Regions from separate parts of the Homo sapiens genome. Here region 2 is linked to region 1. A link is an interaction called in ENCODE POLR2A ChIA-PET data of the cell type or tissue named here. Cell type or tissue: PC-9. All regions are shown on one strand. Each heading gives the region's core, and the rest is flanking DNA. Links, peaks and the distances in the headings are about the cores only. Region 1 overlaps MIRLET7IHG (MIRLET7I host gene). Region 2 overlaps PPM1H (protein phosphatase, Mg2+/Mn2+ dependent 1H).

Region 1 (16,230 bases), core at 5,848-9,847:
AGTTCTGTTTTTCCTCTTTTATTTTGTTATTCCTCCTGTCTAACTGAAACTTTGTACCCTTTAGCCAACATCTCCCCAGTACCTTACCCCCTCTGTCTATAAGCCCCTGGTAACACTATTCTCTCCTTTCTGCTTCTCTGAGTTTGACTTTTTTATATTCCACATATAAATGAGATCATGTAGTATTTGTCTTTCTATGCCTGGCTTATTTAGTGTAATGTCCTCCAAGTTTAAACATGTCGTTGCAAATGATAGAATGTTTGTCCTTTTAAATGGAACTCTAATAATTGTTCTAGCAATTTATTCGATTTTTTGTTTCCAGTTAGATTCCTTTTTTCTTAACCTTCTTTGTGTGTGTGTGTGTGTGTGTGTGTGTGTGTGTGTGTGTTTAGACAGGGTCTCACTGTCATCCAGGCTGGAGTGCAGTGGCGTGGTCACAGCTCACTGCAACCTTCAACTCCCAGGCTCAAGCGATCTTTCCACCTCAGCCTCCTGAGTAGCTAAGACTACAGGCACACGCCACCACCCCTGGCTAATTTTTGTATTTTTTGTAGAGACAGGGTTTTGCCATGTTGCCCAGGCTGGTCTCAAAACTACAGGGCTCAATTGATCGCCCACCTCCGTCTCCCAAAGTGCTGGGATTATAGGTGTGAGCCACCGCGCCCAGCCCCCATCAATATATGTTAACACTTAGCAGTTAGTTCATTGTGCATCTACATATTACCAGTGTTATTAATCTAATTTAAATATTTAACTGAGTGCTGTTACTGCTTTGAATATATTAGCACACTACAAAGGTAAAAAAATATAACCAACCTGTGGATCAAAAGAAACAATGATTTTGCATTTTACTAAGCACAGAAATTATCATGTTTTTGAATGTGTACCACAAATGCCAGGCATACACACACATATATAAATAAGGTTGAAGGAGGCCGGGCGCGGTGGCTCACGCCTGTAATCCCAGCACTTTGAGAGGCCGAGGCAGGTGGATTACTTGAGGTCAGGAATTCGAGAGCAGCCTGGCCAACATGGTGAAACCTGGTCTCTACTAAAAATACAAAAAATTAGCCGGGCATGATGGTGCATGCCTGTAGTCCCAGCTACTGGGGAGGCTGAGGCAGGAGAATCGCTTAAACCCCAGAGGTGGAGGTTGCAGTGAGCTGAGATCGTGCCACTGCACTTCAGCCTGGGTGACAGAGTGAGACTCTATCTAAAATATATATATATATAAGGTTGAAGGAATAAACACATTGAAGCATTATTACAAATATAAGATACTTTTTTTTCTTTTCTTGTTTAAAAATAAATAGAGGCAGGGTCTCACTTTGTTGCCCACGCTGGTCTTGAGCTCCTGGGCTCAAGTGATCCTCCTGCCTCAGCCTCCTAAAGTGCTAGGATTACAGGCGTTAGCCACCACACTTGGCCAAGAGAGTTCTTTCAAATTTACCAATATTATCACTATTAAATAGCTTTTATTTTGAAGTATATATCCTAGTGACTTTTTAACTTCATATATCTTATCCTGTATATACGTAGTGAATCACTATCTGGACTCATTAGTTAGACGTTGAACTTAGCCGTGACCTTATCTACTACATACATGGGCATTTTCTGTTGTTATTAACCCTGGGACTTAAGTTGCCTTAGAAATATTAATGATAATTGCTATATGTATAGATGTTACCACTAATATCTTTAGTATTCTCTGCTGACTATCCATGAACCCTGTGGAGTTTATTATGCTGGAAGTCACAGTGTATTCCTTAAACCCTTCTGATTCTGCCTTATGGCCTCCTCCCTTGTTGAGTATCTTCTTAAAAGGAATCAGAAACCACTCTTCCCACATTCTCCAATAGTCAAGTCACACCATGAACACGGTTCCAAGAAGCGGAAAGGTCCTCTACCACTTCAAGGAAATTAGGAAGAAAAAAAAAGAGAGAAAAACAACGTGTTGTTCCAGAAGGTAGTATGCAAGTTCTCAAATGACCTCTAGGCATTTTGGTTCAAGGTCCATCTTTTTCCTTTATCATGTCACTCTTCTTTTTTCCTATTAAAGAATAATTTTTATATCTTTTTATGTGACTGGTAAAAATAATATTCCCCTTCTCCAAAAGTCATGGTCAGTTAGCTATATAAAGGTAGTTGGTAATGAAACTTCATGTTCTTGTGGTTTTTAAAATACAGAGTCTCACTCTGTTGCCAAGGCTGGAGTGCAGTAGCATGATCATGGCTCACTGCAGCCTCGACTTCCTGGGCTCAAGTGATCCTCCTGCCTCAGAGCCTTGAATAACTGGGACTACAGGTGCACATCACCACATCCAACTAATTTTTAAAATTTTTTGTGGAGACAGAGTCTCACTCTGTTGCCCGGGCTGGTCTTGAACTCCTGAGCTCAAGTGATTCTCCCATCTCAGCCTCCCAAAGTGCTGGGATTACAGATGTGAGCCACCATGCCCAGCCTTGTTTTTTTTGTTTTTTGTTTTTTGTTTTTAATGTAAGAAAAGGTAAGAAAAATATGGTGGTGGTCTTACAGGTACATATGTGGTTTATGCACTGTGAAGCTGTTGAAAGGAGTGGATGATGATGAAATGCATGCAGTTGAGCTAGGCTCAGTGGAAAGTCATGTTGGGGAACAGATGGAGTTTTGAAGTGCTAAGAGAATGATTTAATGAAACTGGGGTCATAAAATTGCTAGAAAGAATGTAGGCTGATTTCTTCCAGAATTTAAAGGCTCTGGGAATAGGAAGCCAGAAGAGTAAGAACAGAAACAGATCAGCTTGAACACCAGAGTTGCGCCTTTGGATGAACTCTGGGGAAAGGGTATGTTTTCAGAGAAAAATAAAAAAGGATCTGGGATCATTTACTCTATCATTTGTTTAACAATTATTAGTGTGTGTGTGTGTGTATGTGTGTGTATATATATATATTTTTTGAGATGGAGTCTAGCTCTATTGCCCAGGCTAGAGTGCAATGGTGCGAACTCGGCTCACTGCAACCTCTCTCTCCCTCCTAGGTTCAAGAGATTCTCCTGCCTCAGCCTCCCAAGTAATTGGAATTACAGGCCCATGCCACCCCACCCGGCCAATTTTTTTTGTATTTTTAGTAGAGATGGGGTTTTGCCATGTTGGCCAGGCTGGTCTCAAACTCCTGACCTCAAGTGATCCGCCAGCCTCGGCCTCCCAAAGTGCTGGGATTACAGGCACGAGCCACCATGCCGGACCTATTAGTGTATTTACTGGATATCAAGATGACTAAGAAATAGCACTTGCCTTGAAGGAGCTTTTCTATTTGAGGAAAAAGACATGTATATAAATAACTGCAAACAGAATGAAACAAGTGTTATGTAGATCTACATACAGTGACATGCCATGGGAATGCTGAACACTGAGCAACAGTTTCAACTAGCGAATTGGCACAGGAAACATGAAAAATAAGCGTATTTTCAATATGACAAGAATGGTCATTTCTGGATATAAGAACAAGAGAAAAGTCATGGGTATATGGAAAGGCATGGACTCTTCAAGGAAGAGCAAGTAGTCTAATGTAGATGCTGTATAGGAATCTGGGGACAAAGGGACAGATAAGTGGTGTAGACAAAGAGGCTGGAAATAGGGTTATGGGCTAGATCATGAGTGACCTGTAAGCATTAGGAGTTTTGATTTATTTTGGAATAAGAAACATTTATGGCTTTTGAGAAGGAAAATTACACAAGGGAAAAGAAAGGATTTTTATTTTTTATTTTTATTTTTGGAGAGATGAGATCTCACTATGTTGCCCAGGCTGGTCTTGAACTCCTGAACTCAAGCAATCCTCCCGGCTCGGCCTCTGAAACTTCTAGGATTATAGGCGTGAGCCACTACGCCCAGCCAGGATTATGTTTTTTTATGGGAGGGATGAGAATATTGGTAGGTGGGTAGAGGATAAATGAGAGAGAATATGTATATGTGAGATTGAATATATAATAGAAAAAATTGATAGGACAAGTCCTGCGTTATTACTACATTTTATGAGGAAAATCTATATATTAGAAGCACTTTAAAGGTATATTTGCTATTCTAGCTGTGGAAACCATCTGAAAACACATTTGAAAGTGCTTTGAAACAGGGGTCAACTTCTCTGCAAAGGGCCAGAGTATGTTTAGCTTTGCGGGCCACAGATGGCCTCTGTTGCATATGCTGCTGGGTCTCCACCTTCCTCCTCCTTTTCTTCCCTTCCTCTTCCTTCTTTTTCTTCTTCTCTTTCTTCTTTCTCTTTAAAAGCATAAAATCATTCTCAGCTCTTGGGCCATACAGAAACAGGCCATAGGCCAGATTTGACTTCTAGGCCATAGTTTGCCGACCCTCCATTTTAGAACTTAGCTTTCCTGAAAGAGCATTTGGGTCTCTCTCTCTCTTTCCCTTTCTCTCTCTCTGTCTCTCTCTCTCTCTCTTTCAGTAAGTGAAGTAAGAAATAGGTCTTTCTTGAGGAACAAAAAGCTGAAATAATTTCATGCATTTGAATATGACCCTTGACCTGTTTTTGTCCATCATCACTCAGATTTGTGGCTGCAACCACCAACCAATTTGGTGCCATAGGATATAGCATAATTTTTCAGCAACAGTTCATAAGCTTTTCTTTTTGTTCTTTTTCCTTCTTCCAGTTGTGGTGGTTTAAAAACATGTCTGCAAAATCTTTGACACTTCTCAGTAAAAAATATAGTCTTGTGTTCCCTTTTCTTGAACCTAAGTGGCCTTTGTGCTGCCTCAACAAATAGAATATGACAGAAAAGACACTATGTGACTTTTGAGACAGGGTCATAAGAGGTGATACAGCTTCCCCATGCCCCTGCATTTTAGAGCTCTGGGTTGCCATGTAAGAATAGCTACCCTGAAGCTACCATGCTGAAGAGACCACAGGGAAATCACATAGAGTTAGAAAGAGGTGTCTGAAGAAGCCCAGCTGCTCCCAATCCCAGCTATTTAAGTCCTCCCAGACCAGGTGCCATATATATGAGTGAGCAAGCCTTCAGATGGTTCCAGCACCAGCCACCATCTAGCTGTAAGCTCATGAGACCCCTTCAACGAAAACCATCTAGATTAGCTTAGTCAAGCCCCAGAACCGTGAAAGACAATAGACTTGCTATGGAGGTCGCCACATGCCTCTTTTTTCTCCCTTTGTGAATGGGATTATTTATAATGGTTACCCCATACCTACTCCACTATGTATATTGGGTATGAGGGAGAGATAATTTGTCTCACTAGCTGACAGATTTTTCAGACCTCAAGGAATGCCACGTGAGCTGTACTCACAGGACCACACACAAGTATCTTTATCCACACGTGACCTGATTTCACTGATAAAGTCCTGGACCTTGAGCCTGAGCCCAATGTCTTAATAAATGAGAATTTCAGAAGGTCTTGGGAGGGGGTGAGTATATTTTGCATGTGGGAAGGATGTAAATAATATGTGGCCTGAGAGCAGATTATGGTGGTTTGAAAATGTGTCCACCAATTCTTTAATACTACTCTCAACAAGAGGTGGAATCTGTGTCTCTTCCTTTGGAACATGAGTGGACCTTTGTGATTAAATGCAGCAGAAGGATGCTGTGTGAACTCTGAGACAGGGTAATAAGGGGTGATACAGCTGCCACCTAGTTCTTTCTCAGAACATGTGCCTTTGGAGCCCTGAGCTGCCATGGAAGAAAACCACCTACCCTGAAGCCACAACACTGGAAAGACCATGTGGAAGAACCACAGAGAGAGAGAAGAGGACCAAATGTGTGAGCCTTCCCAGCCCAGGCTCCAAATATGCAAGTAGTAAGCCTTCATTTCTTTTTGGTTTTAATTTTTTTTTTTAAATAAATCGAAATGGGTTCTCACTATGTTGCCCAGGCTGGTCTTGAACTCCTAAGCTCAAGTAATCCTCCTACCTCAGTCTCCCAAAGTGCTGGAATTGTAGGCATGAGCCACCATGCCCGGCTGCAATTAGTAAGTCTTCAGATGCTTCCATCACCAGCCACCATCCGATGACAACCCCATGAATGACCCTCAGCAAGAACTACCTAGCTGAATCCAGCCAAACTCCAGACCCATGAGAGAGAAATAAAATTGTTGTTTGAGTCACTAAATACGGAGTAATTTATATTATCAACAGATAACTGGAACCACAAGTGTAATTGTTAAAGGTAAAACTTTGAATACATTTATATTTGCCTTCTGCCACATTCCATAATTGACTTTTGTTCATGAACCTATTGGCAAGTTTGCCTTATTGCTTTTCCTTCTTCCCTCTTTTTTTTTTTTGTAACTTAAAAAATCATATAATAAAACAACACAAAAATGTATTTGAATGTAGGTTGAGTGACCGTAAATAAGCACAAAACTTCTCCTTCCTGTGACTCTCTTGTCTGTATATGCCAAGTATCTAACACAAGGCCTGCCTGGCACATAATTTTTTTTTTTAAATGTTAGTCTCTTTTATCATTCTTTTTCCCTGTCAGTGGTATTATCTTTACCCATGGAATCCAGCACCCTCATGCTGACTTATAGTTCCCCAAAGTCCCTAACCTCTACAGTCCTCTCCAACCCCCACCCCAGGCCTCTCTCTATGTTCCAGACATTTTCTGGCTTTTTACCATTATCCAAACTCTGAACTTATCTACTTAGTTTTTATAAAAAAACACAGAGTGACTACATAGCTAATATAAATAATGCCAGTGTTAACACAAAAATTTGACTTGAATGATTACAATAGCAAACTTCAATGTTTACCCCATGGAATAGGCAGAAAATTTCAAGCACTTTTCTAGGCCACCTGAGTCTATTTTGAGTAAGGATCCTTAAGTTGATACTCAAGTAATGACATTGATGCAATGTAGAAGACTATGCTAAAATTTGTCCTGGCTTCTCTCCATGCTATGGGCCATCTGTAAAGCTTTGGAGTCTAGGTCAGATGTATGCGTTGTCTCCTCTTTGCTACCATTTTTGTACAGATTTCTAATCTAAATAAAATTAATGGCAATAACAGTGTGGAAAGGGAAAGCCTAAAAGAAAGAGGGTTTTTGAAGAGTGGGGGACCAGAAAAGAAGAGGACAATTTTACCTGAATTGTTTTACTTTAGAAAATAAATTTGTTCATGTGATTCTGTGAGTCAATTTACACATGTATATAAATACACATTTCTTTATTTAACCATTATTATTATCACTATGTGATCCCTCAATGTGCTGGCTACCACGGGTGTAAGATAAATTACAGAAACTCCTTATTCTGAAGGATTCCAACAACAATTTGGCATTGTGCACTGTATGGGGCCTGGGAAAATCCTCTGATTTGCCATACCTTAGGAAAGGTCTTTGCATGATACTAGGCCATGTCTCTTACTACAATGATGAGCATTCTTAGATTTAAAAATAATACCAAGCTGTCAGGAAAACTGAATTCCATCAATAATAACATCTTTTCATAAACTGAAAGCTTGCAAAGCCTTAATTAAAAAAATGAATTTATTACTAAGTGAATTTAATTCACAAAAGGAATTTTCCCCAATATTTAGGCTGTTGTTGGTTTTGGCTTTGTTTTTAATTAACATTTTTAGTTGTATGGTTTGATCAAATACTGAATTTGAGTTCAAAGATACATTTCCTCTGAGGATGCAGTCTAAAGAGGCCAAGTAAATAATAGAAAATCATAGTTTCCAAGTTTCGCAGAACAAAGCTCAGTAGTTCCATGACTTTTTCAGTGTTCTACAGAATTGAGCTACTCCCTCTTACACAAAAAAGTGCTCTAATTTTCATTTTTTTCTTCTTTGCTCAGTTTCTTCATTTATTTGCCTACTTTCTTAATTTCTTCCTAAGTAAATATATAGCTATCTTTGAGGAGAAGTGATGTAACATCAGAAACAAAGAGTAGACTCACAATTAGAGCCCACTGACTCATGGGACTTTAGATAAACCACTAATCAGGAAACTGGGGGTGTTAATGCTGTTTAGTTAGTTGATTGAGGAGGTGAGGACAAAACCTGGTGACTTCAGGGCCTCAGCAACAGAACTCCTACCTATTTCCATTGCTACCACTTACCTTATGGGCATTAGATAATTCTGCAGTGAGTTATTCTGTGCATGAGGGGGCAAAGGCTTTAGAGTCAGGTAGCTGGGGAGTTATTTTCTCTCTCTGCTATTTAATAGCTGTATGACCTCAGGTGAATTTCTTAATCTCCGTTTCCTTGTTTGTAATACCCATCATGAGAAGTTGTTCTGAGGATCACAGATACTATACCTAAAGTACCCAACAAAGTCCTGACACAAGGAAGGTGTTCCATAAACGGTAGCTATTTGAAGTAGTCTAAAAGGTCCCTTTCAAATGTTTAATACACCCATATAATCCCAATCTTAATCTCTCACTCTCTTGTTGGCCCATCATTAGAGCACCAGATCCCCTTGACTGCTTTCCAGGGTAAGGATGCAAGACCACTGAGAACTGTGCCGCGCTGGTAAGAAGAGGTGCTGATGGCATGCTGTTGCCTCTGCCAGACAGACTCTGTCTTTGCTGAAGTGTTTAGTATTGCTATTGTGGCAAATGCCATTTTAGTCAAAGGCAATAAATCTTCCTTTGTTTAAATGACAGATGGCTAGGATTGTTACTTCTGTTTCTAGCAAACCCAGAAAGGGAAAAAATAAATTACTGACATTCAGAGTTCTTGTTTTTTAAGAATATTAGGGGGAAAATGAAAATAGTATAGTTTCAGCAAAGTTATATAGTTTTTGCAGTCAACAGAATAATGGGCCCCCTAATGATGTTCACGTCCTAACCCCTAGAATCTATGAATATGTTAGGTTACAGGGCAAAGGGGAATTAAGAGTGCAGGTGGAATTAAGATTAATTAGCTGACCTTAAGATAGGGAATGTAGCATAATTTATCCAGGTGAGCCCAATATAATCACAATGGAAGACAGAGACAGAAGAATCAGAGTCAGAGAAGACGTGGCTACAGAGGAGAGAGTGATGAGATGTGAGGATTCTGCCTGCCATTGCTGGCTTTCAAGATGAAGGAAGGGGGCCATGAACCAAGGGGATGCCTCTAGAAGCTGGAAAAGGTAAGGAAACAGATTCTCACCTAGACTTCCAGAAAGCTCTGCTGTTGCCTTGATTTTAGCCTAGTGAGACCCATTTCAGACTTCCGACCTCCAGTACGTGAAGATAATACATTTGTGTTGTTTTAACCTATTAAGTTCTAAAATGGTGAACCCAATTTCATTTCTTCTCTCCCTTTACAAGGTAGGTGCTATTAACAGTGAAATGACAATGCAAAAGCAAAGCAGAGGAAAGCACCAGCAAAGGACATGCCTCGCTGACTGCAGATTACAGTGTCCTCTACTCAATTCCTATCTTAATATGTATCACATGCCCTGCCTGAGATAATGAGGACTCTCCCATTCCCTCAGTCTTCAGGTTGCCTCTACTTCTCTTCCATTTTCTTTTTCCTTGATATGATCCTCTTCTTTCTCATTCTTCTCTTCTTTCATTTCCTGAGTTGTTTTCTCTCCACTTCTTCCCCCTCTACTCTGATAGGAAATATTATAGCAGTAGCCCAAGCTAGAAGAAAAAGGACACACCTACCAGCTCCCTCCCTCCCTCACAACACCTACACGGCTGCTGGGGAAGCCTTGAATGAAAGCTAGAAAAGAACAAATAGGAAAAGAGGCATTTGAAAACAGAACAGAAATAGTCACAGACGGGTGACAGGCAGGAGATGCCACCTCATTGACAGCTGCCACCATTTTCCATAGAGAAGTTATTCCATTGTAGTATACACCAGGGCTGGGTTTAAATATTTTTCCTATGTACTTGGTAGTATAGTGGAAGCTCCTCCATTTCTCTAAATAGTTAACTGCATACTTAGAGCTCTTGGTAGCGTTTAGAACACGGAGTTAATTATTCTGAGTGTACCTAGCCCCATCACTGTCTGTAATCTGTACAAAATTTGATAAGCCCTTTTAAGGTAGTTAGATATTTATTGAGACTCTGCTGTATATTTGGCAGTGCCCCAGATATAGGTAGTGGTGGTGACAGCAAGCAATAGGACCAGTGGAGCCTGCTTTTTAATAGAGAGTGATCTCTCTGGTATTGTTGTAAGTACAGCATATAAGCAACTTGAGGTGTTGTCTTAAAGATGTGAGCTCACCTAATTTACACAAGAGCATCAAAGCCAGAATTCCTCCCCTTGCTGATGTTAGCCTGTAACTCTGTGCCTCTCAAGTGTATAACTTCTTCTGTGGGAATCATGCTTCTGAAGCATGAGGAAAGAACACACCCGTGTTTCCACTTTCTCTGCTGCTTTGCATGTGATCCCTCCAGGTATGCAAAATAATGCCTCAATATCATTTTGACCTGTGTTGTCATTTTACATATTTTATCAGAAGACTTCATATCGGATGGAAGCAAATCTTTAGAAGGGTTGTTATAACAACTTGAACAGCCCATCATGCTCTAGGCATGCTCCCTATCACGGCTATGTTTTCATTCATTAGAGATGGAGGAGGAGGCGGCTTAAAATGTGTAATTCTAATCACCTATTCCTACAGCTCTCTAACTGGTCTCCGTGGCTTCTCTTGCCTTCCTCCAGTCTTGCCCGTGAACCTTGATTAGAGGACAACACAACACTAACAGCCACTCCTCCCTCTCCCTCCTGACTCCTTATTTGAGTTAGAGGCTCTCGTAACACCTGCGTCTTCCCCTTTGTCAGCAGTCATCACAACGAATTGTGATTGCCTATTTACTCATCTGCATCTCCCACTGAATTCTGATCCATGGTGGCTGGCCCATGCCTGTCTTGTGTACATTTGCATGTAAACCACTTAACCCAAGTGCCAGGAAGCAAACAGTACACGCAGGTGTGTGGAGTGATTGAAAGCTAATTTGCTACCTAAGAATGTACAGTGATTCCTCAGTGTTTATTAGATCAGGCCCAGACTCTTCATTTCAGTTTTCAACTCCTCTGATTTTTCTTTTATACAAGCTTTCAGATCTCCTCTTGGTTCTCATCTAGCTCTTGCATCTTTATGCCGTGGGTTGATTCCTCTGCCTGCCTATCTGTAGTAGCTTGTCTCCTAGGATGGCTGCCATCAATTTCTTCTCTTCTGTATACACATGCCACTCCCGCATTGAGAGATGGAGTCTTCTTTCCCCCTGGAATCTGGTCTGGCCTGTGACTAATTTCAATAATAGAATCTTGCATTTCTATTGAAACTACCAAAAAAAAAAAATTGTGTCAGCTACTACAGCTACTAAGTTTTGGGATGGTTTGTTATATGGCAATAGATATCCTCAATACCATTCTTCAAAGTCCCAAACCTACATTTTCTGTGAAGCCTTACCTTGCTAGTCTAGTTAACACTGATCTCCTCCTTCTCTGAAGTTCTGTGGGAATAGAACTTTGTTGATGCCACACATTTTGTTATCCAACTGTATGTATTATTACTTTTCCTTTCCTGAATGCCAGTATGAACTCCATGACCAAATTATATGGTCTTTGAAGATACCAAATAGTGGAAATAGGTCTTTTGTAATCCCTTCAACAAGTCCTAGTACTGAATAAAAATGTAATGGCTGTTGAATTGGATTAAAAGTAAAAATATTCTTGGCCATTTTAGCTCTCTGCCAATTATTTTGACTTTTCTTCACAGTATCTTTGAGCGCATTCTTTCATATCATGATTATAAAAAGCATGTGTGGCAGCAGGCAGCCCTTAGGATCCTTCCCCCTGCAGACAGTCTGTGACAGTGCAGTGGTTCTCAAAACGTGGACCAGGAGCAGCAGCACCAGCACCTGGGAACCTGTTAGAAATGCAAATGCTTGGGCCTACCCCAAATCTACTGAAAGAGAAGTCCTGGGGGTGGAGCCCAGCATTCTGTTTCACCAAGCTTTCCAGATAATTCTGATGCATATTAAAGGATGAGAATCATTCTAGTGGTGGAAAGAGTCCTGGTTTAAGGTTAGAAGGTCTAGGAGTTTTTGGTCCTAACACATTTTGGTCCTGATGCTTATGTATCAATGAGAAAGTTACTTAACTTCCCTGAGCCTCTCCTTCCTCATCTGTGTTACGATAATCCTAACCCTGAGATGGGAGAGTGTCTTAGTTCATTTTTTTTGCTATGAAGGAATACCTCAGACTGGGTAACTTATAAAGAAAAGAGGTTTGTTTTGACTCATGGTTCTGCAAACTATACAAGAAGGATACTGCTGGCATCTGCTTCTGCAAAGGCATCAAGAAGTCTACGATCACAGCGTAAGGCAAAGAGGGAGCAGGTATGTTACACAGCAGGAGAGGGAGCAAAAAAAAAATGGACAGGTTCTTTTTTTTTCTTTCTTTTTTTTTTTTTTCTTTTTGCCAGACGGAGTCTCGCTCTGTTGCCCAGGTTGGAGTGCAGTGGTGCAATCTTGGCTCACTGCAAGCTCCACCTCCCGGGTTCACTCCATTCTCCTGCCTCAGCCTCCCAAGTAGCTGGGACTACAGGTGCCCGCCACCACGGCCGGCTAGTTTTTTGTATTTTTAGTAGAGACAGGGTTTCACCATGTTAGCCAGGATGGTCTTGATCTCCTGACCTCGTGATCTGCCCGCCTCGGCCTCCCAAAGTGCTGGGATTACAGGCGTGAGCCACTGCGGCCGGCCAAAAACAGACAGGTTCTTAAACAACCAGCTCTCACATGAACTAATACAGTGAGAACTCACTTATTACTGTGGGGAAGGCACCAAGGCATTCATGAGGGATCCACCCTCATGACCAAAACACTTCCCCCCACCTCCAACATGGGGGGTCATATTTCAACATGAGATTTGGAGGTGACAAACATCCAAACTATGTCAGAGAGTCAAGTGAAATCTCTTTTTTTTTTTTTTTTTTTTTTTTGAGATGGAGTCTCACTCTGTCACCCAGGCTGGAGTGCAGTGGCGGGATCGCGGCTTATTGCAAGCTCCGCCTCCCGGGTTCACGCCATTCTCCTGCCTCAGCCACCTGAGTAGCTGGGACTACAGGCGCCCGTCACCATGCCCGGCTAATTTTTTTGTATTTTTAGTAGAGACGGGGTTTCTCCGTGTTAACCAGGATGGTCTCAATCTCCTGACCTCGTGATCCGCCCGCCTCAGCCACCCAAAGTGCTGGGATTGTACAGGCGTGAGCCACCGCGCCCGGCCATGAAATCATATTTATGACTCATCCTTAGCTGTAAAAGGACCAGGAGTGGTAGCTCAAGCCCATAATCCCAGCACTTTAGGAGGCTGATGTGGGAGGATTGCTTGAGCCCAGGAGTTAGAGACCAGCTTGGGCAACGTAGGGAGAACCTATCTCTACAAAAAATTAGCCAGGCGTGATGGCACATGTCTGTAGACCAAGTTCTTGGGAGGCTGAGGTGGGAGGATTGCTTGAGCCTGGGAGTTTGAGGCTACAGAGAGCCGTAATCACACCACTGTACTCCAGCCTGGGTGACAGAGTAGCCTGTTTCAAAACAAACAGAACAAACAAAAACCCTGTAAAAGTATAGTGATGAAAGTCACAATTAGGCTGGACTGAATGGCTCACACCTGCAATCCCAGCACTTTGGGAGGCCGAGGTGAGGGAAGACTGATTGAGCGCAGGAGTTTGAGACTAGCCTGGGCAACATGGTGAAACCCCATCTCTACAAAACATTAGGTGTGGTGGTGCACATCTCTAGTCCCAGGTACCCAGGAGGCTGAGGTGAGAAGATTGCCTGAGCCCAGGAGGTCGAGACTGCAGTGAGCTGTGACTGTGCCACTGCATTTCAGCTTGGGTGACAGAGTAAGACCCTGTCTCAGAAAAAAAAAAGTCACAAGTAATGACAGGTGTTTCTTCATTCACAAGGTAGAATGGGATTGAACACAGAGAAGAATGCTTTCATTTTAAATTATTTTGCTCCCTTTTCCTTCCTGTTGTGGACTTGGTATAATTCTATCTGGCTTGGCAGGCCTTTGATTTCACAAGTTCATGAGCAGTGGCTTGTGTAATATTCCCAAGTCAGGTGCCAGATTATCTGTATAGACTTATCTCCCTTAGCAATGGCTGGCTTCAATGTAATTTTTTTTTTTTTTTTTTTTTGAGACAGAGTCTCGCTCTGTCGCCCAGGCTGGAGTGCAGTGGCGTGATCTCGGTTCACTGCAAGCTCTGCCTCCCGGGTTCATGTCATTCTCCTGCCTCAGCCTCCCCAGCAGCTGGGACTACAGGCGCACGCCGCCACGCCCAGCTAATTTTTTGTATTTTTAGTAGAGATGGGGTTTCACCGTGTTAGCCAGGGTGGTCTGGATCTCCTGACCTTGTGATCCACCTGCCTCGGCCTCCCAAAGTGCTGGGATTACAGGCATGAGCCACCGCTCCCGGCCTTCAATGTAATTTTTAAAACCCAAGTAATTTCACAGTGATGCAACTGAAAAACTTCCTGTCAACTATTAAAACTAATATGTTTGATAGCTTCACTAATAAAACTTAACCAGGAGAATGTAAGCCAACAAACCAAGTTTAAATTGAGTTTAAGTATTTATTCAAGATCAAACCATATTCATTTGATATATCAACTAGTGAACATGAATTTACTACATGGGAAGTATTGTCCCCAAATTATAAATCTGGTGGAATAAAGGGGAACTAAAGGTGAAGCAAACTGTAAATGTATTAAGTGTGTATCAAGTTGGACAGAGCAGTGAACATGCTCTGAGATCCCAGGCAGTTCTGCATGGCTGAGCAGAGGCTGACTACATGGAAAAAAAGTCTTTGGAGGATTCAGGGTAATGTTTCTGAGTTGTGGTTTACCAAGCCTCAAGACAGCAAGTCCACAGGGAAAGAGTGAGCCTGGCACCCAAACAGAAGCAAGCCTCGCTCTCTAGGGTGAGGTAACCTAGGAGTTCCGGTTAGAGATATGAAGCTATTGCTCAATTTGCAATGTTCTCTCACATCACAGATTGTGAGCATGGAATTAGGGTCAGATATCTGTCCTGGGCCAGGAGCAGGAAGATACACTCTTGGGCTCAAGTGATCCTTCCACCTCAGCTTCCCATGTAGCTAGGACTACAGGCACACACCACCATGCCTGGCGAGACCTTACTGTTTCATCTCCTAACTCCGACTCTGATTAGTGGTGTGAAAGTGAGCAAACCATTTCCACTTTCTAAGCCTGATTATACTCATTTTGTCAAGGCGAGGGTTGAAGTTTTTCCACCCCTGAGATAAAAAGGTTGAGTCTGGAAGCAGGATAAAAAGGATTACAGTTTAAGGAAGGAGCCAGCTGCCTTCAATAATGAGAGGCAGTGGGGCCTGTGAGAGGCTGTCCCTTTACATGAAGTATCCACAGGAGTGGACATTGCTGTAGAGTATCTAAAACATTACCCTGTAGGTAGTTTGCAAACCAGTGATTCCCTCACATCACAGTAAATTGATGAGTGAATTTTCTGAGTAACTAACTGCACAGTTGACACTAGAAAAGGACTATAGCTTAAAAAAAAAAGCAAGAAAGGTATCTTAGTTACCTATCACTTAGTTATCTTGCAGTTTTCTGAGGGACAGGAATACAAGCAGGCTGGTGCTGGGTCTCTTTCAATGGGGTAGTCATCTCATTCACATGGTAGCTGGCAAGATTCAGTTTATCATGGGCAGCTGGTCAATTCCTTGTCACCTGGGCCTCTTTGTTGAGCATCTCACAACATGGCAGCTGGTTTTTAATCAGATCAAGCAAGCAGGAGGACGAAAGAAAATGTGAGCAAGAGAGAGTGCTGGCAAGATGGAAGTGAAGGTCTGTTGTGTTTTAATCTTAGCAGTAATTGCCCATCACTATTTGAATATTCTGTTTCTTAGAAGCAAGTCACAGCCGGGCACGGTGGCTCACACCTGTAATCCCAGCACTTTGGGAGGCCAAGGCAGGCAGATGGCCTGAGGTCGGGAGTTTGAGACCAGCTTGGAGAAACCCCATCTCTACTAAAAATACAAAATTAGCTAGGTGTGGCGGCACGTGCCTCTAATCCCAGCTACTTGGGAGGCTGAGGCAGGAGAATCGCTTGAACCGGGAGGTGGAGGTTGTGGTGAGCCGAGATTGCGCCACTGCATTCCAGCCTGGGCAAAAAGAGTGAAACTGCGTCTCAAAAAAAAAAAAAAAAAGGAAGTCACTAGGTCCAGTCCATAGGCAAAAGAAAGGGATTTACACAAAGAAGTGAATACAAGAAGGCAGGATCACAGGGAGCCGCATCGGA
Region 2 (16,230 bases), core at 4,457-8,456, 89 kb after region 1:
CATTATTGGGACGGATCCATCAGGCCTCTGTGCAATGATCTAGGCAAGAGGCGATGGTGCTAGGATGATGTCACCAGGTGGATGGCAGTGAGAGTGTTGAAAACTGTTCTGATTTTCCCTTACTCCTGTTCTCAGAGCAACTGGAGTAATTATTTTAGAATGTCAGGTCATGTCATTACCCTACTGAAACCCATCAAAGGTTTTCTATTGCGATCTAAATAAAAGCCAAGTAACCAGATGGTCTTCTTTAACATTGTTCCTGTCCCCCAAATTTCCTAGTCCCCTTTCCTGCTTTATTTTTTTTCCATAGCATCCACCACCACCTAACAGTTAAAGAATTTTACTTCCTTACTATGGTTATTTTTTCTACTGCTTCTTCATGCCCTTTAAGTTCTATGGGGATAGATTTTTGTTTTGCTACCTATGGCATCTCCTATACCTACAAGAGTGCTCAACATATAATGGGTACCCAATAAATATTTGGTTAAGCAAGCAAATTAATACTACCTTCCCTATGCAGAGGCTTTATTCGTATTTTCTTGTTCCATAATATATTTGCAAAACAAAAGCAAAGAGTCTCCTTGTTCGGCTGCTTTCTATGTCTGACTATGCTGTTCCGGCTGATGCTCACTCACAAGCACCCCTTTCCCACCTTTGCCCTAGTGGGCTAGGTGCTGTCCTTACAGGCTCAGACATTCTCTATGAACATCTGAATTTGAGATGCCCATGCAGCCACACCGAAGCCCTTTTACCCTAATGAGCAGCAGTTATAGGACTTCTCCACCATAAACATACTTTGTCTTTGTGGCAATTTTATACATCCCTTCAGTAAAGCTTTGCTCACACTGTCCTCATAGCTGGGAGGCCTGCTAGCAAATCTCCCACATTTCTCTTTTAATCCACAAGCATCACTCTCCACCTTAAAGTTCTCCACTGAATTCCCGTCATCTTAAAATACAATCCAATGATGAGGCCCTCCATGATCTGGCCTTTGCACTCTGACATCGTCGATCACTCTGCTACGCCTTGTAACAATGGCTTTCTTGTTTGTTTGTTTTTTTTTTTTGACACACCAGGGGGCCTGGTCATTCCTTCTGTCTGGGCCATTCTTCCCTTTGATCCTGCCATGCTGGCTCCTGGACATCACTTGGAAAGGCCTCCCCTGACCACTCATCTACAAGTCTGGCGTTCTCTGCTCCTGCTCATCCTGCTTCAGTGCTTCAAGCACAATCTGAAATGCTCTTATTAATTTGTTTACCTTCTGTCCCAACATCCTGCACATTAACTCCATAAAGGCACAGACTTTCTTCCTATTTACCTGTCTATCTTTGTATCTACAATTGTGCAAGCACATGGTAGACATAAAGTAGACACAAGCTAAATGGATGAATGAATGAACAAAGGCTGGTATCTCTCCCTTAGCATGTCAGTTTCCCTCTAAAGATATCCCCCATTCACTCTGCCTTAATAGCTAGCTTTTCTATGGCTAATATTCATGGCTGGGTTCCCATTGGTGATACCTCTGACATATGTTTACCTACTTATATTAAAATTTCAAGTTCCCCTTTATTATTAGTATATATACAAATAGTTATAAAATCATAAAAAATAACATTTATGATTCTCTCGTCTATTCCTTTCTCAGTTCCTTAGTACCACGTCAGAATGGCAGTTTTTTTGCCACAGCTATTCACCAGTGTATATGGTGTTACCAAGACAATTTTCTAACTTGGTTTAAAGGCAAGTTCCTCCTTTAAAGTTCTTCCTAGTCTTTGCTGGATTCCTCCATTTCCAGGAAGAGCCCCTACTCTGATTGCTTAACCCATGGGCCAGGAACCTAGAGTTCACACTTTGGCATCATCAACATAAATCACTTCCCACGATCTCCCTTCTCTTCTAAGTCATGACCTTGAGCTACAGAGAGAGAGAGAGAGAGAGAGAGAGAGAGAGAGAGAAATACCACTTGTTTCCCTAAGTCTTAATTCCCTTAGCAAGACTTCAAAGTCATTTAAGAGGAACGAGAGGAACGTGATCCCCTCCGGGGGGTATAACAGGGGACCCTATTATGCTCCCTTCGGGGACAGCATAATCTCAACAATTCACTTGTGCAGCTCCAATGACACACACCAGTGAGTCACATTCTTCCACTAATCTCTAGACATTGCCTTGGCTGCCTCTTCTCCCCTGGGGATCTTCCTTCCTGGAGTCTCTCTTCCCTCCTGGCAGAGCCCACTGTGGTATTAAAGCACACCAGGCTTGGGGTCAGAGGTTCTGAAGTCACATCTCAATCGTCATGTGAACTGGCTGTATGAACCTGGGAAAATCCCTCAGACCTCACTGAATCTGCCTCTTCAACTGGACACTTCATAGGATGGTTGCAAGGATTAAGGGCAAACATGTCTGGGAACATCCTTTGTGAAGGATAAGGTGCTATTTGGCCATCAGTTGTGGCTATTAAGGTCTTCGGAGCCTCATTCTTTCTTCCATGCAGATGTAGAGCTAACAGGCAACCGTAAGCAGGAAGACACAGCACATCCCCGTAGGAAAAACCACTTCCTGCTGAGCAATCAAGCCACCTAATTCATACTTTTTCTACTGTAAGCATGAAGGAGCATACCCGTGCAACTTTATCCAGAACAGTCCATTGTTCTCCTCTAAAATGAGGACTCAGATACTCAGAAGGATGCCTCAGAGATAATAATCTAAAGAAGGTATAGCTGGGTTAGATTGAAATAGTCATAAAAGGAGCCCTTTTTTTTTTTTTTTTTCCTTAGCTGGGAGCTCAGTGCCCCTCCAGGAGGGAGGAGAAAGCCACAGGCAGCCTTGTTTTCTTCTCATTAGAAACCAAGTCCTAGCCCGGCAGAGGCACATTCCACAGGGGCTGGTTGGGTTTGGGAGGAGGCCGGAGCACAGAAACATCTTCGGTCCCCCTTCTTGCCTTTCTATAACAAAATCTCAGCAGTAGCTTAAATCTCAGGAGGCCTGGGATGAAACACCACCCAGGCCTGGCTGGACAGGAACAGACATAAGCCTGGAGCCCAAATGCTACTTGTGGCTTTTAAGAGCTTGGCATGACCCCAGTTAAGCAATTCTGGAATCCACAGAGGCTCTCCCTTGACTCCCCTCTCCCCACACCCACTCTCCTGAGACCTTCCTGCAAAAAGCAATGCAGGATTGGCAACCACCTCGTGCTTCCTTTTTTTCTGCCAGCCATCTGTATTTCCAAAGGAATCAGGCCCCAAGTCTAACCACAGTGCTCAGTAAATGGAGGCTGCTTTCTGAACCTTCAAGCGGCCTTACAGCAGGCAGCCAGCTCTTCCCCCCTCACTACATGAAAGAGAGAGAAAGCGTGTGTGTGTGTGTGTGTGTGTGTGTGTGTGTGTGTGTGTCCTTTAAGGCAACACAAGAAGAGTCTGATGTTTGGTTAGATCTTACTATTATATTTTAAATGTCATCTTTTAGAGTCTTTTTTTCCCGGTTTCTAAGATTCACTTTGCCTTTGGATGGAAACTGTCTGCTGGAAAGACAGAGCTGCACTGTGAAGGAGAGTGAATCTGAGGCATGCTTAACAACAGCAGGCTCAAGTCAGGGTTGTGGAGCAAGGATCAGTCCCCAGGGTGAGTCTGAAGAGGCTGCGAAACACCCTCTATCCAGCTGGGAGTTTTGGGGCTTAGAATGTTTGGAGATGGACCCAACATCTCGCCCCAGGCTCATCATTGTATAGCAGGCTTTAAGTATGTATAAATCTAGTTTTGGGGGTCATATTTTGGCTCATTGGGTTCCTGAATTTATGTGTTGGAAGATATTTTCAGTAGGTATCTGAATGATATGATCCCTGGGAAAGTTACCCTGTGGGATGGAAGCTCTCCAAACAAATGCTACCTTGTTTTCTTTCTTTGGTCCTTGGAGTGTTCTTTAAATTAGTTGAAGCCTATAGGCCTTAAGCTGTGAACAACCTGATAGACTTCTGCTAATATAGTGCAAGTTAGATTCAGGCACAAATAGTACCTTTGAATTGTGAGTGTGATTAATATTTGGTGATAAACAGAAGAGGGCTGGTAGCAGCCTAGCTTGTGCATACCTGGCTACCACCTGCTCATCTCCTTAGCCACAAGAAAGGCTGCTGGCTTTTTTTCCTCCATGAAAACTCTCCATAATGGGGCCCAAGCTCTGGTCCCCGACAATGCAGCTGCCCTGGAGGAAATCACCTGATTGGTAGGTTTAACCAACAGTCCCTAGGAAAATGCCTACCTCCCCACTTCTCCCTATCAGCACGCCTGAGCCAGACCCTGCCTGGAGTTCTGAGAGTAGTAAACATTTCTCTCTTTTGGCCTAAAGATTCTTCTTCTCACCAGGCCTATGGAAAATAGCAAGAGGCAACAGAGATTGCTCTCATTTTGCTGGTCAATGTTCTTTGGGAGACTCTACTGGGTTACAGCAGAGGTTTCACCGGTGGTAAGAAATATATCAATCCTGTTAACCCAACATATGCACAAACACACGGCAAAAAACAATATTTACCCTAACTATGTGATATACACCGATATTTTCTTTCTATCCTGTGCTATTCAATTTGTTTAAAATGCTGCTCTCCATATACTAAACTGATTTCACAATCCTGTGAATGGGTCCCTACCCACAGCTCAAAGTTTGGTAGAAGAACAGAACCTGCTCTAAGTAGCTTCCAAATTAGGAGCTCAGGCTTTGACCAGATAAAAACAATGGGTTCTATTGGATTCATTTGCAAGTATTTACTGAGCACCTAGTAGGTGCCGGGCACTGGCACAGGTGCTGGGTATACGGAGTAGAATAAAGTAAACAAAGTGAAAGTCACCTTTTGATTCGTAGGCTGAGTTCAGCAGCAGAAAAGGATGCACTTGGAAAAAAATCAGTATTTTTAAAAAAAGTAATCATGTGTATGTATAAAACAGAACTAATAATATTTCAGGATAAAACATTATGAATGACTCTTAAGGAAATTCCAGATTTGGAAATTATTTCTGATTCAGTATCCACTTGGTGTGCATTCACACTTGGCCGTAACAGCTTCATATTCTAATCAATAACATTTAGCTCTCTCCACCGATATGAATCAGAGACCCTTACTTCATGAGCACACAAATGTGAAGTGATTTCAGCTTTCTCAGAGACCATTTATTCTGAAATAAACATGAATTTCATTGACATTCCCTTTATACTGTATGAGATCAAGTCAATATATACAAATCAGGATATGAACAAAATGGACCCCATAGCTACAAATGGTGGGGTGAAAATAGCAAACAGATTATTAATTACAAAGAGGGTTTCTGCTGCACAGGCAGTTCCTCTGTGTCGGCCCTTGCGGCTTTCCCTCACGAAGCTTCTCCCACTCTGCTCAGATGGATATTCATATCATGGAGCAGAGTCCTGCAGTGTCCCCTGGGAGAAGCCACATGCAGGGACTTTAACCTATGCTACATCATTTCAAGGCTTTCCACCCAAGTGCCTTTGAACTGATAACATTACACGGTGCAGATCTCAAGTATCAGTGCTTTGAGTCTTCTGTTTTATCTTTAAAAACCATGAGAGTTTTGCACAAGCCTACAAATGAAGTCCTTCTACCTCACTCCCAAAATTTTCAGGTGAAATAGAGGCTTATCTTGTAGCTTCCCATACTCTTCTGAAATCTTCTACTAACCCCCATATTATTCAGGCCGCCAAGGCAAGAAGCGCAGGCCTGAGTAACAGCTGTCGATATTTACCAAAGGGAGGAATACCACACTCTTAGCTCCTGCATCCAGGTGGCCCTGTTGTTTCAGAGGATGGAGAGCAAAGGCAGCCATTGTTAAATTTTCTGCTGTCACCTCACGCCCAGCAGTTAACGGATTTTCACATACCCCAATGTTTATTATGCAATCTTTTTGTTCCAGGCACTAAGGATTTATATTTTTAAAAACTTACATAATCCTCACTGTAACACTGTAAGCTAGATAGAAACATTATCCTCATTACACAAATAAGAAAATGGAGGCATAAGAGAGGTCATATATCTGGGAGGAAATAGGGGTCAAGCTCACTTCAGGTCTGTCCCAACAGTTACACTCTTAACCACGCTTCTCTGTGCCTCTGTGAAGAGCTAGGAATCTGCATAAATGCCACAAAATGGCATGAGATGCAAAAGAATGTTTAATTATTAATTCTCTTCCTAAAATTAAATTGTAAAAAAAAAATTTAAGCTCATCTTCACATTCTAGGTTTTTATAATGGTCAGTCGCATAGAAGTTAAAACATACCAGTACTCCTAGGGTTGAAAACTAGGGTTGTCTCTTAACAATACTGCAGATGTACAAGATCACTATAGAATTAGATTTAACCTGAGCTTTGACGTTCAAAGTGCTCAGGTGCAATAAACTCAGACTCCAAATTTTCATACCTAGGTGCCCAGTTTTCTATAGGGTGATCCAATGTGACCCAGAGGATCAGGCCTTGGAGATGGGGTGTGTAGCATTTACTGAAGATGAGCAGGAATCAGAAACCATTAAGTTAAATGCCCTGGGCAGCATGGTCTCCTGACCTATCCCATGTATTTATACTATGTGTGAAGCCTGGACTATCCAGGTTATGGGCACAAAAAGGAAAAAGAGGAGGCCTAATTTGACCCTGACCCACCGTTGCACCTGAAGGCTTTACCATCCCTTATCAGCCACTGCCAGTCCAGTCTACTGGCACCTTATGAACAGTCACTGGCTCACTGCAGGTGGACAAAGACATTCCCAAGCAATAGCAAGGGGATAACCAGGGGCAAAGACCACCAGCAGCCCAGGAGTCACAATACTTTGACAGCCCAGGCTGCCCAGCGCTCTTTAACCGACCACTTCTGCAAACTGTTATTCATATCCATTGTAACAAACTCTAGGGCTGCCCAAAGTCAATGTTTAAGGATATACAGCAATCGCCTGGGGTGCTTATTAAAAAATGCAGAATCCATAGAGATTCTAATTCAGCAGATAAAATAGACCCTGAAATGTTTTCAGTAATTGCCCCAGATGACAAAGCTTCAATGTAGGTAAACCTTTGTCTATTAGTTTTGTATGAAACTGTAATCATCCATATATGGCCCTGTCCTGACACTAGACTGTAAACACCATGAGGGTTGGCACTGTTTTTTTCTGCTTTGTATCTTCAATGCCCAACCTAATACCTGGTTCACTTAATGAATAGTAGTTGAAACTGATTGTCCCACAGAGATGAAGCTCTGTGCCTTGTCCTTTAGGTACAGAGAGTGATACATAGCATCTGATCTACCCTGGAAGACTGACAAGGCTGATCCCATCTCAGCAGAATCTGAACCTGGAATATGGCAGAATACTACAGCTTTTGCCAGAGCAACCAGGTGAAGAACAAAAAGTGAATGTGTTCCATCCCCTCATGAGGCTTCTGAAGCTTTCCTTATGATCTGATTACAACAAAGGAGAGAGGCAACTGACAACACACTAGTTCTGAAACACCGCTGGCATCTTTGTTATCAGCCTTCCTGGCTCTTACAGAGAGATCTGCTTTCAGCTCTCCAGCAAGGAACAGACACAAAACTTTAGCCTCTCTCTTAATAAGTCCTTGATTTACTTGTCTGAAGGTAAGAGGACGGTGGTGGTAGGATGAGATTTTTCAGGGTTTGGAGTGGTGGCTCTCCAGCTCTTGTGTGTGGATTACTAGGGTAAGCCCAGAAGCAAGGAGTTTGAAACCATCACCACAGCTGATTTAGATGAAGAGGCCCCCAGGCCACCGCAGGTGACCATCTTCATAGGATTATCAGCTCGAAACCAGCTGTGCCAATTTCCTGCTGGGAAACCTGGAGAGCTGGGAAAAGCAGAAAATTTATCAAGCTCTGGTAAGAGTGAACTAATTGTAACTGAAAGAGTGTTGGTTGGACACAGGAAAATGTTTCCTTGGTGGGTTTGTGAGTACCTGGAAAATTTCAGGAGTGGTAGTGTACCTACTTCTCTGGAATTTCCTTAGAAATGGGATCCTAAAAATAGGCTGAGAATTAGCCCATAGGTCCTTTTCTTTTTTCTTAAATCATCTTCTAAGTCACTGATAAAAATTGTATTTTTATTCATTTATTATTTATTTTGGATTCAGGAGGTACATGGGCAGCTTTGTTACACTGGTATATTGTGTGATGCTAAGGTTTGAGGTACAAATGGTCCCATCACCCAAGTGTCAGCACAGTACCCAATAGGTAGTTTTTCAGCTCACACCCCCTCCCTCTTCTCCTAGTAGTCCCCTATATGTCCTGGATATACATATTGTCAGCTCTATATTTCTGCCTTGTGTGTAATTTTCATACGTCATATTCCACCCTTAAGGTGTGGAGCTCTTAAGGGTGGGAAAATAAAATTCTGTTCATTATTGGCATCCTTAGCCTGGCATTCAAAGTTCCCCATGAGCTGACTCCAATGTAATTACCTAGTTTCATGGTTTGCTTCACTGCCCACCACTGCTCTACACCCTCTTGCTCCCTCTGACATGTCACTTATGTGAGCCTCCCGGGACTGTTATCTAGCTGATACACACCAATATAACTGCACACGAAGGGCTAAAACATTGAAACGTTCCATGCTAGTCAGCAAACAATGGCTGTCTCAGTCTCCATGAATGCCCCCATCTGCTGCTCTGGACTCTCCCCTAGAATCCCCAAGAGGTAACAGTAAATAAAGGGTTAATGCCTGGCACAGCAGGGAGGCTTCTAGGACCCTGCTGCAGCCCAGCTGGGGCCTACTTGTCCATTTTGATTGTCCAAATATTTTGAATATTATCTCTGGCTTCCAAATTCCCAAAACACACATCACATTTTCACTCCTCTGGGCTTCTGCTGGCACAGTGCCCTTTGCTCCGAATGTCCTTCTCTCCAAACTTCTTGAAACCCCTCTCGTAATCCAGATCTTTGGTTCAAACAATCTTCTCCAGGAAGTCCTCCCCAATCCCAATCTCCCCTCTCAAAACAACTACTCCCTCCACCACAGCCACAGGCATTTTCTTCAAACCTTTTTGTATAACTCTTATCTTTTGTCTTGCTTTAGTTATTTATACATATGTCCCAACAGATCTACTTCCCCCACTGTGGAAGTTTGAAGAATAGGTTTAAAGGTGAAATGATATTGTTCAATAAATTTCCAGAAAGGCCGGGCGTGGTGGCTCACGACTGTAATCCTAGCACTTTGGGAGGCTGAGGCGGGCGGATCACCTGAGGTTGGGAGTTCACAACCAGCCTGACCAACATGGAGAAACCCCATCTCTACTAAAAATACAAAATTAGCTGGGCGTGGTGGCACATGCCTGTAATCCCAGCTACTCGGGAGGCCGAGGCAGGAGAATCGCTTGAACCCAGGAAGCGGAGGTTGCAGTGAGCCGAGATCACGCCATTCATTGCACTCCAGCCTGGGCAACAAGAGTGAAACTCCGTCTCAAAAAAAAAAGCCAGTCTTGGGCCACGTGGCAATCTCTTTAAAGCTAACATAGTCCTATATGATGAAATCCTTCCTACGCAAGGACATGCTTTAACCACAGATGGGCTTGACCCTCCCAGCTTCTTGGGTATGGTTTGGAAGACTACAGGAGTACATTAAAAGGTCCAGCATCAGCTGAGTGCAGTGTGGCTCACACCTGTAATCCCAGCACTTTGGGAGGCTGAGGTGGGCAGATTACTTGAGCTCAGGAGTTCCAGACCAGCCAGGCCAACATGGTGAAACCTTGTCTCTACTAAAAATACAAAAATTAGCCCAGCATGTTGGTGCACGCCTTTAATCCCAGCTACTCAGGAGGCTGAGGCATCAAAATCGCTTGAATCTGGGAGGCGGAGGTTGCAGTGGGCTGAGATCACACCACTGCACTCCAGCCTGGGCAACAGAGTGGAGTGAGACTGTCTCTTTAAAAAAAAAAAAAAAAAAGTCCCCAAACCAAAAAACATCCTATCAAATAGTGCCTGGGACAGAGGGGCTGGCAACGGGCTTCCTGGCTGTAGTGATGGTGTCTCTTCTGACAGACAAGAGCTCTACGTTTTCTGTGTCAAACCCATCTTCATCTGCCATGCTGCAGGACAGACCTGCTAGGCAGAGGCAGCCAGCAGACCTGATCTGACTTTAGTTTCTTCTCGAAACTGCCTTCCTTTGTCTTTTTGTTTTCTAGCTTCTCATTACCTTGCAGAGGCAGCATTTCAGCAACAGACTGTAGACCTCCTGAGGCCAGCAGCAGCTCTTGCTGACCCTTTCACTCTCCATAATAGCTAATGATTATAGTATTAGAAACTCATCACGCGCTATTATATGCCAGGCTTTGTTCAATGCACTCAACCTTACTAACCCATAATATCCCAACTATTATCAAGTACTGTTTTGTTTGTTTGAGATAGGATCTTGTTCTTTTGCCCAGGCTGGAGTGCAGTGGTATCATCACAGCTCATTGCAGCCTTGACTTCCTGGGCTCAAGTGTTCTGCCCACCTCAGGCTCCCAGGTAGCTGGGACTATAGGCACGTGCCAACACACCCAGAACATTTTTGTATTTTTTATAGAAACAGGGTCTCCCCATGTTGCCCAGGCTGGTCTTGAACTCATGGCCTCAAAGGATCCACCCGCTTCAGCCTCCCAAAGTGTTGGGATTACAGGCGTGAGCCACTACACCTGGCCTCAAGTACCATTATTAGCTTCATTTTACAAATGGGGAAACCAAGGCTGACAGTGGCAAAATGATCTGTGGTGGGGATTGGCCCAGCTAGGCAGTCTGGCTCCAGCATCCTTGCTCTTAACTGCTACTCAACATCTACTGTGTAGTAGGTGTACAATACAAGCCTGTCAAATAGATGGTAAGTGTCTACAGGGCCTTCTTGGTTAAAAGGACACTACTTTAAGAGAGATTTTTATAAGCACTTGACATCCCCAAACTTCCCCAGATGACTTGCAGCTATGTTCTTATCACATACATACTGTACAACCCCAAACACCAGTCACAGGGGAAGCGCCGTGTGACTCTGCTTAAGCGTATGTGGATAATAGATATAAATGCTGTGAGTGTTTGAAGGGTCTGAGGGGGGAAGAAAGGCTTGGAAATAGTTCAGCCACTTTAGGACAATAAACTTTTACTCATTGAAGCAGAGAGACGTGTGTGAGTGCATTCATGCGTGCATGCGTGTGTAGGGTGAGTGATGATCAATGGGGAGCGAGCTGGTGGGGCATCTCTTTTCTTTCTCCTCCCTGTGGTCTGACAAAGCCTGTCTGTCTTGGCTTGCAACCATTCGTAAAGACCCCATAGCTTCCACTGGCCTCCTGCGCAGGAGGGCAGGGAGCAGGGAGTCATTCATCACTGTCAGGAGATGTGCTGCACACAGCAGGGCCCGCTTTCTTCCCTGCTGCTCCTGCAGCTAGAGCTGCAAATCTTGAAAAGATGCAGAACATGCACATAGCAAATAACCATTCATCATCTCAGCTCTGGAAGCCCCGGGAGAGGCCCCTCCCCATGTGGGGCTGACCCATTCTGAGTTGGACTCCAGCCCCGTTGGAATTTGGAACACAGGGACTTTTCAGGTGCCTAATCCCTGGCCCAGCCATTCTCCATCCTGGATAATCTATTGAGGTTTGGGGTTAAAATTCTCTGAAATGATCCCCCCTGCCCCTGTCTCTACAAGGTCAGATTTTCAGAGTGCTTTCAGCAATCAGACTGCTGCCAAGGTGGCCCGTAATCATTAAATTATGAAAATACAAGTTGCTGAGAGGAAATGAATACCAGGTTTCACTAGGGAAAGGCCTGCTTTCTTGTGAAGTAATTATAAAATTAAAATGTGATATTTCTCTGGTGAGTGTAAAAAGCCTCCCCATGAGGTAGGTCTGTGGCATGACGGCAACATCAGGATTTACACTGGGGTGGGACTGAGAGATCCTTCTGTGTCCCCAAAATGCCAGAGACATCTGCAGGTAAATTTCCGAAGATTGGGTTAAGAGTGATTAAAAGCAGAAAGAGGGAAAAGTACTGAGTTTGAATTTTTCAATTACTCTGTAAAACTCAAGAGTCAAGCTGTTCAAAAATGTAGGCTTTCTAAGGTAGGCTAATAACGCTGAGCTAATTAGACCCACAGGCATGGCCAACACATAAATTTGGGCCCCAAAGAGGGACACTGTCCCTTTAAAAACCGCCTTGGGATCCGTGGAAAAGCTAATGAGGAGTGTCAGTTGGGGCTGCTTTATTAGGTGGTCCTCAAGAGGATAAAGCCTGGGGTTTCTGTAACAGGGCTTCTGTGCTTGATTCAATAAATCAATTTATATTAAATGCGGGCGCAGCTCTGGAGTTGGCTTCATAAGCATTCTGTGGCGTTTCTCAATCTGCTCATCCACTTCCTTGTCAGCCTGCTTGAATGCACTGTCAGAGGGCATTGAAGAGAGCAATAAAGAATAAGATAGAAGCTGTATCTATATTTGTAAAACCCAACCTGGCAGCTCCAGACCATGTGTGGAACTATCTCCAGTGAGTTTCTCTCTCCAGAAAGCGTTTGGATGGTTGGTGAGAAGCCTGATGCTGTGGGGCTGTGCTTCTCCACCCCAAGCCAAACTCCAGGCTATAGATGGAGAATAAAGGTCACCCCAAACACAGTGGAAAGGGTTGGAAGCCAAGCTGCTTTTAAATCATATTCTCAGGGCCTGAATTACTCCCCAAGAAATCAAAGGAAAAGCAAGAGGGACAAGAGTGCCAGCAGCTGGTCCTCATCCAGGAGATAGGGGAGAGAGCTGAAAGAAGGCTGCTGGGCTGCTTGAGGAGGGGAGGTGCGCTACTGACTAGGGCTGATGAAATGGGTCTCCCTTTAGTCTGGCCAGCTGGATGCAGCTTCTTGGTGGCCCAAAAGTGACTACTGGCTATGAAGTGAGTTGTTCCTAAGCACAATGACTGATGCCCCTGAGGATCAGGAAAGGGGTGTGAAGCCCACCCCTCTGCTGACTCAGAGTCTGGCATCAGAGGCACCAGAGGCCGGTGTGGCTACACCATTCCCTGTCCACAGTTATCAGTACCCATCCCACCTTTTAAAAAACTCTTTGGGGCCAGGTTTGGTGGCTCATCCCTGTAATCCCAGCGCTTTGGGAGGCTGAGGCAGGAGGACTGCTTGAGCCCAGGAGTTTGAGACCAGTCTAGGCAACATGGCAAAACCCTGTCTCTACAAAATACACAAAAATTAGCAGGGTGTGGTGTCACACACCTGTAGTACCAGCTACTCAAGAGGCTGAGGTGGGAGATCACTTGAGCCCGGGAGGTTGAGGCTGCAGTGAGCCATGGTCATGTGACCGCCTTCCAGCCTGAGTGACAGAGTGAGACCCTGTCTTTAAAAAAAACAAAAAAAACAAACCAAAACAAAAAACTCTTTGCTGTTGGGATGCTGAGTTACAGAGAGCTCCTTGCACCACACCATTCCCAACTATACCCACGCTCTTCTACTATGTAGACCACAGCACCATGCCGTAGAACTTTCTGTGATGATGGAGACGTTCTATATCTGCATGGTCCAATTCAGCAGCCACTAGCCACATGTGGCTACTGAGCAACTGAGATGTGGCTAGGGCAACTCGGGAAATAAATTTTTAATTTTATGTAATTTAGCTAATTTAAATGGCCACATGTGGCTAGTGGCTACTGTGCTCGAGAGCACAGAGAATGGAAATTTCTCTTTGCCTCAATAAAAGTAGAAAGTGCTGAAAGGAGAAAATGGGCTAACTCCACTCTGCTCCCAGTGGAAAATCCCCTATTTGCTCATAGTTTTAAGGGAAACAGAGGAGGGAAAATTATCGTGATGTATCATCAAGTTAGAATTATAAAAAGTTAGGGGCTCTAAGGGACAAAATAAAACACTGCCATCTCTGGAATCTTTCTAATGGGATCTGTCTTTTCCAGCAGCTCTAAAAGCAGAGCAAAGCCTACCCCCTGCCGCCACCACACTTAGAGGTTCGCAGCAATGGTCAGAGGAAGTATTTACGAGAGACCTAGGCCAGGATCTGCCCAAGGCCCCAGAAGCTTGGCAGAGCAAAGTACACAAGGTGCCTATCGCCAAAACAGGACTCTCTTTACCAAGTCAAGCATGTGATCTCAAGTTACCAGTCCAGCCTGCCCCTGAAATGAGACCATCATAACGTTAGAAAGGCTTTGCTTAAAGGAAGAATTCTGGTATACTTTGCTCATGACCAGAACCATCTGGAAGCAATCTAGCATTCACAAGATGGACTTTTCTTCTTTGGCCCTTGCTCTCTCTACAAATCCCATCAGCCCAGGAACAGCTGCTGGAGAATCTGGCCTGGCGCCAGGGGTGAAGTTTCAGCCCCCTCCCACACACATGTCCCTCTGGGTCCCTGGCTTGCTTGCCACCCCAGGTGGCTGGACATGGCACGAAGTACGCTGATCCTACTTGAGAAAGCGGAATAGCCAGTGGTCACAGGAGCAGAGACTTGGTGCCACAAAGCGAGCTGTGAGAAACTGCTGTTTCAACTCGGTAACATAGACACTTGCCAGTAAATTATGGCCTGAGACATCTCAGAGGGCTGCGGGTCGGGATACACTGCTCTCAAGGCAACACAATGCCAGCTACAGTGTGCATCCTGCAACAGCAGCTCAACACAAAGGGATGGGGAGGATGGGCCCCAGCTTGGGGATTCTGGCACCGGGACCAATGACACCATGCGCAGGAGGTGAGAGCCAAGGGGGTGATAGGGAGAGCAAGGGAAGACTCCATCAGGAATGAACTCAGCACTGGGGGCACTGCGAAGAGAATGGCTTTGTAAATCTAGCCACTGTGCAAACTATCTGAGGAGAGGGGGAAGGGGAGGTGGGGGAGCCAGGGAAGAGGCCAACTGCATTATGAAGGTCCTGGTGACAATAACCTTTTGTCCTCAAAACAATTTGAGCCTGCCAAGCTGCTCCACAGTCTCCGTGAAAGCATGAGGGTGGGAAAAAAAAGGATCCCCATTAAGAGGCAACAGACTCATCCTTAATTATGAGACAAGCCTTCCCAGAGCTGACATCCTCTCCCACACTTCCTCCTGCAGCAGACACACCACTGAGTGCCGGCGTGGTGCTCCTCTAATGAGAGCAGGCAATTTTTCTAAGAACTGGTCCTTTTGGGATCTTCCCCAGAACCCCCACCCCCAAATGACACAAGCTCTTAGTGAGAAGTGTGAAGCATCAGTTTAATTTGAGCAATGGTCTACAGGGTCAGACTGGGGACTAGAAAAGGGACGGCCTCAGCAGTCCTAAAATGCTTCATTCCATCCTCTTGACCCTATAGGATCGTCAAGACACCAGTCCTGGTGGACAGAGGGCCCCTGCTTAAATGTACACCGAAGCTCGAAACTGAATGATCATGTCTAATTATCCTAAAGAAAAGCTGACTGGCACACTGTATTAGAAAGAACCCCAACAAAAAGTCAGAAACCTGGATTCTAGTCCTTATTCTGACACATTTGCATCAGCTGTGTGCAAGCTGTGTCAGAAGCTGAGCAAACCACCTAATACCTCTAGGCCTCAATTTGCTCACCTGCAAAATGGGAGTAAGGGGGGGTCATTCCACATTTGGCAGTTTAGCACCTTAGTAAGCACCACACACTCTGAAGTTACGCTGCCTGGATTCATATCCCACTTTCTCCTCTTACGAGTTATGTAACCTTGAGCAACTTAGCTCTGTGCCTCAGTTTCCTCATCTGTAAAATGTACCTAGTTCACAGGACTGTTTTAAGCGTTAGGTATGAGGAATTAGGTAAAGCTCTCATCATAGTGTCTGGCCCTTAGCTCTTCCAATAATTGTCAGCCCCATTACCATGATGATTAGTGGAAGATGAGGAAGAAAAAAAATTCCACAACTAGGCATTTACTACAAGGATTAAACAGCTTTGCAGTAGGTGGACTTTTTACTTGTTAGAAGGTTTCAGAAGAATGGGTTCCAGGCTAGAGTGCAGTGGCATAACCATGGCTTGCTGCAGTCTCAACCTCCCAGGCCCAAGCAATCCTTCCACCTCAGCCTCCTGAGGAGCTGAGACCATAGGCATATGCCACCATGCCTGGCTAATTTAAAAAAAATTTGTTATAGAGATGGGGTCTCCTTATGTTGCCCAGGCTGGTCTTGAACTCCTGGGCTTAAGTGATCCTCCCATCTCGGCCTCTCAAAGTGCTAGGATTATGGGCATCAGCCACCATGCCCAGCCTCCCATCTTTAAGTCCTAAAAAATAAC

Evidence for each region. ChIA-PET counts read pairs that join two places held together with the same protein. Peaks named below come from ENCODE experiments on the same cell type or tissue, not always from the same donor. Only the 100,000 strongest peaks of a DNase experiment are listed, where the experiment ranks them.
Region 2: POLR2A ChIA-PET joins it to region 1 with 7 read pairs; 7 of 35 experiments call an interaction of 5 or more read pairs at or near these places.

Annotation. Positions count from the first base shown.
Region 1 is chr12:62,610,589-62,626,818 of GRCh38, forward strand. MIRLET7IHG (MIRLET7I host gene) reads left to right here. Exons shown (of 2, transcript NR_186001.1): 2 at 3,017-11,626. Among named protein-coding and RNA genes, the nearest start is that of MIRLET7I, 15 kb to the left of the region's middle. In PC-9, for the core only: no CTCF peak of the experiment used is centred there; a DNase peak (open chromatin) is centred at 7,863; H3K27ac peaks cover 464 bases.
Region 2 is chr12:62,700,627-62,716,856 of GRCh38, forward strand. All of the region lies in intron 6 of PPM1H (protein phosphatase, Mg2+/Mn2+ dependent 1H), which reads right to left. Among named protein-coding and RNA genes, the nearest start is that of MIRLET7I, 110 kb to the left of the region's middle. RefSeq lists enhancers at 1,379-1,982, 3,191-3,792. In PC-9, for the core only: no CTCF peak of the experiment used is centred there; no DNase peak of the experiment used is centred there.